Linked DNA regions of Homo sapiens: region 2 is linked to region 1. A link is a contact called in ENCODE Hi-C data. All regions are on one chromosome and are shown on one strand. The core of a region is the stretch at or near the end of the contact, and the rest is flanking DNA. Distances in the headings are between cores, read along the strand shown.

Region 1 (3,539 bases), core at 335-2,834:
CCCTGGTAGAGATGTAAGCTCCTTAGACTCCTGTGTACTCCACCATGACTAGCACATCCTAGAAGTAGTGCATAGTCAAGAAGCCTGTCACTATTCTACAGTAGAGCTGGTTATTGAACAGTAGTACCCTGTAAGATTTTCAACAATAAAATCAAAAATTGGTTTATGTTGTGTAGCACAGGTAATAAAGTGAGTTCCTTTGAAAGTTTTCATTTAGCAGGGAGAATTGTTCCAGCTTTGGGTATGACATCCCTGACAAAGTGTATTAGCTGGTGGCTTCCTGGAGTAAAAGAGTTGACAGAAAGAAAAACAGTAACATGCAGAGAAGAACTGAGTTCCCTTCTTCCTTCTCCACTGCCAGCACTGAGTCAGAGCAGCTACGGAAGCATAACACACAAATGAGACAACGCTAAGTATTCTTTTTTTTTTAATTTTTATTTTTATTATACTTTAAGTTTTAGGGTACATGTGCACAACGTGCAGGTTTGTTACATATATGCATGTGCCATGTTGGTGTGCTGCACCCAGTAACTCATCATTTAACGTTAGGTATATCTCCCAATGCTATCCATCCCCACCCGCCCCCCACCCCACAACAGGCCCCGGTGTGTGATGTTCCCCTTCCTGTGTCCATGTGTTCTCATTGATCAATTCCCACCTATGAGTAAGAACATGCGGTGTTTGGTTTTTTGTCCTTGCGATAGTTTGCTGAGAATGATGGTTTCCAGCTTCATCCATGTCCCTACAAAGGACATGAACTCAACATTTTTATGGCTGCATAGTATTCCATGGTGTATATGTGCCACATTTTCTTAATCCCGTCTATCATTATTGGACATTTGGGTTGGTTCCAAGTCTTTGCTATTGTGAATAGTGCCACAATAAACATACGGAGACCACACTAAGTATTCTTACACGAGCCCATCTAAACCCCAGGTCAGCAGCTTGACTCACATTTGAGTGTACCAACCTCAAATAAGCCCAATAAAATAGATTAAAGTGTATGCAAGGCAGGGAAGAGGTCTGGAAGAATATACTAATATGTTGACCATGGTTATTTCTGGATGACTATTACTTTCATTTTTTGGAGCTACATATATTTCTTTGAGGAATAAAAAGAATTAGAATATGTAAAACATGATCAAGTATTTGCTTTGTTGTACTGGAGAAGGTTCAGTGTGGTATAAGTTTTGTGATAAGGAAAAATTCTCTAGTCCTGGAAAGGGTTTATCCATGTTCAGTTGAGTTAATTTTGAGAACTGGCTGAAGGATGCAAAGGAAGGGGTTTCCAGCTGACAAATGAAAGAGGGATGTGCCGGGAATAAATTTGCTGGAGAGGACCAGGCTTTAAGTCAAATTGCTTTGGTACCAAGAAATCAAAGCAATGATTTGGGAGCAAACTCAACAGTAGTTCATCCATTTGAAGCAAAACTTCAAACATGGTCTGAGTAATTTTCCAGGGATAACTGCCACTGGATTCTATTGAGCACTGTACGATCTTGTGGGCAGTCCCTGTCTGACTAATCCACCAGCTGTGCAACTGCTACAGCATCTGTGAGTGAGAATCATTCACTACTAAAAGCTAGAAACATGTTTTGCTCAGTGCACCTGGTGCCCAGAAAAGAGGAAATGTTCATTTCAGCAAAATGCTTCCTCAAGCGATGCAAATTCCCTGCAGCTCAGTTCCTGGGTTTAAATCCTGTTCCTGCACCAACCAGCAGTGCGACTTTAGGGAAGTATGAAGGCTCTCTGAAACTCAGACTCCTCATTTTAAAATTGGACTAATAATGTATGACAGTGTCACTATAGGAAATTGATGAGATAATATGCCCAAACTCTTTGGGCCAGGACCCGCCTCCTAACAGGTGCTTAGGAAATATAAGATTCTTCCTATTTCTCTTTTTTTGTTTGTTTGTTTTTGAGATGGAGTCTCGCTCTGTCACCTAGGCTGGAGTGCAGTGGCGCAATCTCAGCTCACTGCAACCTCCGCCTCCTGGGCTCACGAGATTCTCCCACCTCAGACTCCTAAGTAGCTGAGATTACAGGCTTGCACCACCACGCCTGGATAATTTTTTGTATTTTTAAGTAGAGACAGTGTTTCTCCATGTAGGCCAGGCTGGCCTCGAACTCCTGGCCTCAAGTGATCTGTCTGCTTCAAATTCCCAAAGTGCTGGGATTACAGGCATGAGTCACCACACCCAGCATTCCTATTTCTCTACCAGTGTCATGCAGTCATCTTTCCAAGTATTGTAAAACGAGCCTATACACACACACACACACACACACACACACACACACATACACACACATGCATGTATATGCTCAATTCAGCCTTATCACCATTACAGGGAACAGGCTTCCACCATGCTATTACCAGTATTGTAGAGTATTGTAGCATCCCTACAGAACAGCACAAACTTTCTGAAGGTGGTAAAATGAGCTGCTAAGGCCTTGCTGCCACTTCTCTTGATCCAGTGCCTTTTCTGTATGTGAGGCCATCTTACCCAAATTCTACTCACACCTCTAGCTAGGTCAACACTCCTACTCTTGGTATCTTCCACTTATGATGATCATCTCTGTCCAGCAGGCAGAGAAAAAAAAAGTCTCAGACACAGGTGCTGAAATTGCCTTCACTGCTCATTCAAGCTACTCTTCCTAACCATGTGAGTTTTTGGACTTCAGAACCTACCTGTGAAATTGGCACTTGCCTAGCCTTCCCATTATATTTGACTTCCAAGGATGAGATCAGTTACCCACCTGAACCTAGAATATCTCCTGGATGATCTCCAGCAGACTTTGTTCCTGGTCCTGGGACTTCCTGGGTGGTCGATTGGCATATATATCCTCTGTGACACTATAAAGACTAAAGTTCCTTCCTAGTGGGAAGCACCATTATTCATTCATCCAACAGAATGTTTATCTAGCGTGTTATATGCTAATCACTAAATTTTAAGTGCTAGAAATACAGTAGTTTAAAAAAAGCAAAAATCTGTGACTCTGTCGAAATTAAATTCTAGTTGCGTTAGGTAATCCAGCTCTTTGAGCTCCCTTTTTCCTCAACATACTTCCTGTACCAAGAAGCAGTTATGAACAGCTGTCCTTTCTATGGGAAGACACTCAGGGGTCCAGGTAGGCAACCACTGTGAATTGTCTCTGGTGGTGGTGCAAATGGGCTTGATCTATCCAGCTGCCTTTGTTTTAGAGCACCTCATAATGAGCTGGTGTCAATGGCATTGGAACATGGGAAAGTTGAAAAATAAGGCAGAAAGTGTGGCCCTATTACTAGTGTGTTCCAATCAAAGAGGTTTATTTCACAATCAGACACTTTAATAAAAATATTAATGTTTCCTCAAATAAGGTTGCTTTATAATCCATGCTTGCTTATGGTGGTTTAAATATTCTCCAAATACAATAGTGTCTAATAAAATGCCTTTTGGAAATAATAAAAGCATATTTATACTTGATCTAGATGCTTAATATGCAACTTAATGTGCAATTGTAGAATGTTATTTTGTGCTTACTATACTCTTAAGATGTAA
Region 2 (3,539 bases), core at 753-3,252, 620 kb after region 1:
TCAATATGCCAGTCCTTTAAGAAATGTAGAGTGAAATAAGTGAAACAAGTATATAAGCAGATAATTTCAATTTAATTTTGAAGTATTATAACAGAATGATATAGTTGGACAACTACATTTTTGCCATCAAATAGTTGTTAGAAATGAAATAGAAAAGGTAAGCAGAAGCCAATTTAGGAGAATCTTAGACATTATGCCAAAGAATTCAGATTATCCCAAAAAATAGGGAATCAAAGAAGGGTTGAGGTGAGAAATGATAGGGAAGAGTAGAGGGGTCAAATGGGAAAACATTTTAAAAGTAAAGCTCTCACAGACTTATTTATTATTTTACATTTTTCTTTGATTTTTAAATGTATTCAAAATAACTTAAAGCTTATAAAAATTTTGCAGAAATAGGACAAAAAATATCATGTACCTTTCACATGCATTTCCAGCTATATAGTTGTTTATGGTAGCTGGTCTTATCTAGTACCAGGTACTTCATTATGTCAATGTCTTCGTCATTGCAAACCTTTAAAAAGTCTGGCTGACTACTATGCAGGTATGCAAATAATAAAAAAGGTTTCTATAAACTAACAGAATTTTTTTCAGGATACACTGTTAAAGTAAAACAAGCAAAGTGCTAAAGAACACGGTCATCCCCTCAGTACCCATGTGGAGTTGGTTCCAGAAACCTTCACAGATACCAAAATTTGTGTATGCTCAAGTCCCTCATATAAAGTGAAGTAGTATTTGCATATAACCTACACATATCCTCCCAGATACTTTTAAACATCTCTAGATTACTTATAATACCAAATACAATGGGAACGCTATAAAAATAGTTGTTGTACTGTATTTTTATTTGTATTATTTTCATTGCCATACTGTTATTTTTATTGTCTTTTAATATTTTCGATTTCAGGTTGATTGTATATGTGGATGCAGAACCTGTGGCTAAGAGAAGTTCAACTGTGTCTATAATATGCTATCTTCCGTGTAAGTGTAGGGGCAAAGGAAATTTTCCGCTCCCTCTCTGAAGGTTCCAGTTTGCTAAAATAAACTGATAACATGAAAAACGGTACGTAAATGTATTAACATGCAAGTGTGCACATACAAACTATGTATGAGCCATACAAAATTGAAACACAAAAAAGGATGAGATGGCTAATGCTTAAATAGCACCCTCTTCATAGAGGACAAGGAGATGAGGGAATGTAGGCAATTTTTAGGGGTAGTAAATGATTTTTAGGAGAGTTGATTGGGCCCAAAGAACAGATCATCATTTGTGAATTGCTGTGTTTGGAAACTGAATGGGACCTTAAGAACAGACAATAGTTTGTGACATTCTGTCTAGATATGTAATATTCCTCAGTCTTTCTTCCTGAAATATGAGTTTACTCCTCTCTAAATAATAAAATTTCAGGGAAGGTATCCAAAGCAATTATGTTCCTTCTGGAGTAGCTTCAGATAAAGAACCTTCAGAGAGTTCGACCCTGTGCTTGGGAAGAGACACAGAAGGTCAAAAAGTCCTTGATTCTGAGGCCTTCTAATTTCCTTTAATTCAAGTGCTAAGCATGTCAAAGAGCTATACTTTTGGGTATCATTTTCTAAGCCCCAACATAAGAAAGAAGGGAAAATAAAAACACATACATGTATCTTATTTGTCCTATGGGGGGAAAAGTTTCCCCAAGCCACCTAGGATTCCTGGCTAAGCCTAAAAATAGGAGAAAAGCACATAATTTTAATTCAATAAAAGTTTATATATTACATGGCAGCGAGCCATCATAAGGAAATGAAGATCCAAAGACCCAAGGAAAACTGTATTTTAAAAAATAAATCTGATAAAAGCAGTGCAGAGTTGTGAAGAAACATGACTGGACAAAAAGGGGTATGATCTAATGGTAATAGACTGGAGGGACAGGGGAGAGGAGAAGGAACTTCAGTAAGGCCTGTTTGTTCAGATTTTTTCCTGTGTCTCTGTATGACATTCTTTCCCCCCACATATACAGCAGGATACTTGCCTCGTAAGAACCTTTAGGGTAAAAGGGAGGCCAGAGAGTGACCTTTCCAGGTTTCATGCTTGCTTTGGGGAAGAGGAATTCTAGTTTCTATGACTCACCCAAGGGGAGAGTAATTCTGCTTTCTATGACTCAGCTTGGGCAGGAAAAATAGTGGGGAAAGGTGAATAGAAGAAAGTCAAAGAAACTCTGAGCCCCTTACAATCTCCTTCAGTTCAAAGTACTCAGCATGACAAAGTACCATAATTTGAGGTATCATGTTCTGAGCCCAACACTACAAAATTCAAGTTAGGAAGGTTAAATAATGTCCCAGGTTGGCAACTATCTGAGGCTGGTATTGCACAGGTGGTAAAAAGAATTTACCAAGACAGCTGTACGTAAAGAAAGGCAGGTTTGAGAAAGTAGGAAAATGCATTGCAAGAAAACAACAGGTAGGTCAGCAGGAGAGGAGGTGACTGACAGGAGAGAGAGACTTGCTGGGGATTTTATAGGATGATGTTTGTGCTGTGTGCTGAAGAGGGCTTTCTCTTTTTGCTTTCCCTTGGTCCCACCAGCCCAACTCCCCTTCTCTAATTAGGACTCCACAAATAAGGCATAACAAATAAAAAAAAAAAACAGGGGAGAAGGGAAAGCTCTTCCTTACAGGAAAATGTCAACAAATACACGTAGAAGAAATGAGGCAATCAGAAAACTACCAACCGGAAGACACCATAGTAATAATTGTTTGGAAAAGAAGGTGATACACAAAATATTTACCTAAATGCAAAATATCTCAAGGGGTGCCAGATAAGATAGCCAATTAGAAGCAGCTGCAGTCTGCAGCTGTCACAGGGAGGAGTGAAAACAGGAAGCGAATTCTGTACCTTCAACTGAGGTATCCAGGTTATTGCATTAGGACTGACTAGGTAGACAGCTGGACCCATGGAGAGTGAGGAAAAGCAGGGTGAAGCAATGGCCCACGGAGCAGCACAGAGCCAGGGGAACCCCCACCTCCAGCCAAGGGAGGTGGTGAGTGATTATGCACCCTCATCTGGGAAACCATGGTTTCCCCATGGATCTTTGCAAACTGTAGATCAGGAGATCCCCTCGTGAGCCAATGCGACCAGGGCCTTGGATCCGAAGCAGAGAGCTGTGTGGAAACTCCACATAATGGCCACTGGGGCATGCACAGAGGCCCAAGGGTTTTGTATAATCTGGCCCTGGGAATTCCAGTGAGGTGGGAGATCCATCCACGCATTACGCTAGGAAGGGGGCTGAATCCAGGAGTTAAGTGGCTTCATTCTGTGGGCCCTACTCCTACAGCACCTTACAGGTTAAGACCCACTGGCTTGGAATTCCAGCCAGCCAGTGGCAGCAGGCTGGAGACTGCCTGAAACAGACCAAGTTCCTGGGGGGAAGGGCAGCCACCATCTCTGAAGTTAAGAGTGGGCCATTCTACCCTGCCAGCTCCAGGGAGTCCAGGCTGTCTGGACTGGAAGGAGTTCCCCACAATACAGCATAGCTGCCATGCCAGATCATGGCCAGACTGCTGCTTTAACT

Evidence for each region. Hi-C counts contacts between places; a loop is a spot of excess contacts on that map. Pooled maps may share reads with other maps.
Region 2: a map with no recorded cell type shows a loop between it and region 1 (2.6-fold over the local background). The contact joins two enhancer-like sites. A Hi-C loop is called at or near these places in 2 of 37 single-sample maps with no recorded cell type and 2 of 50 pooled maps.

The regions. Positions count from the first base shown.
Region 1 is chr11:84,547,852-84,551,390 of GRCh38, forward strand. All of the region lies in intron 6 of DLG2 (discs large MAGUK scaffold protein 2), which reads right to left. Among named protein-coding and RNA genes, the nearest start is that of DLG2-AS2, 910 kb to the left of the region's middle. Within about 2 kb of position 1,585, at least 2 of the 41 ENCODE cell types and tissues checked have a DNase peak (open chromatin) inside an H3K27ac peak, as active enhancers do.
Region 2 is chr11:85,168,334-85,171,872 of GRCh38, forward strand. The region is part of intron 4 of DLG2 (discs large MAGUK scaffold protein 2); the gene reads right to left. Among named protein-coding and RNA genes, the nearest start is that of DLG2, 460 kb to the right of the region's middle. Within about 2 kb of position 2,003, at least 4 of the 41 ENCODE cell types and tissues checked have a DNase peak (open chromatin) inside an H3K27ac peak, as active enhancers do.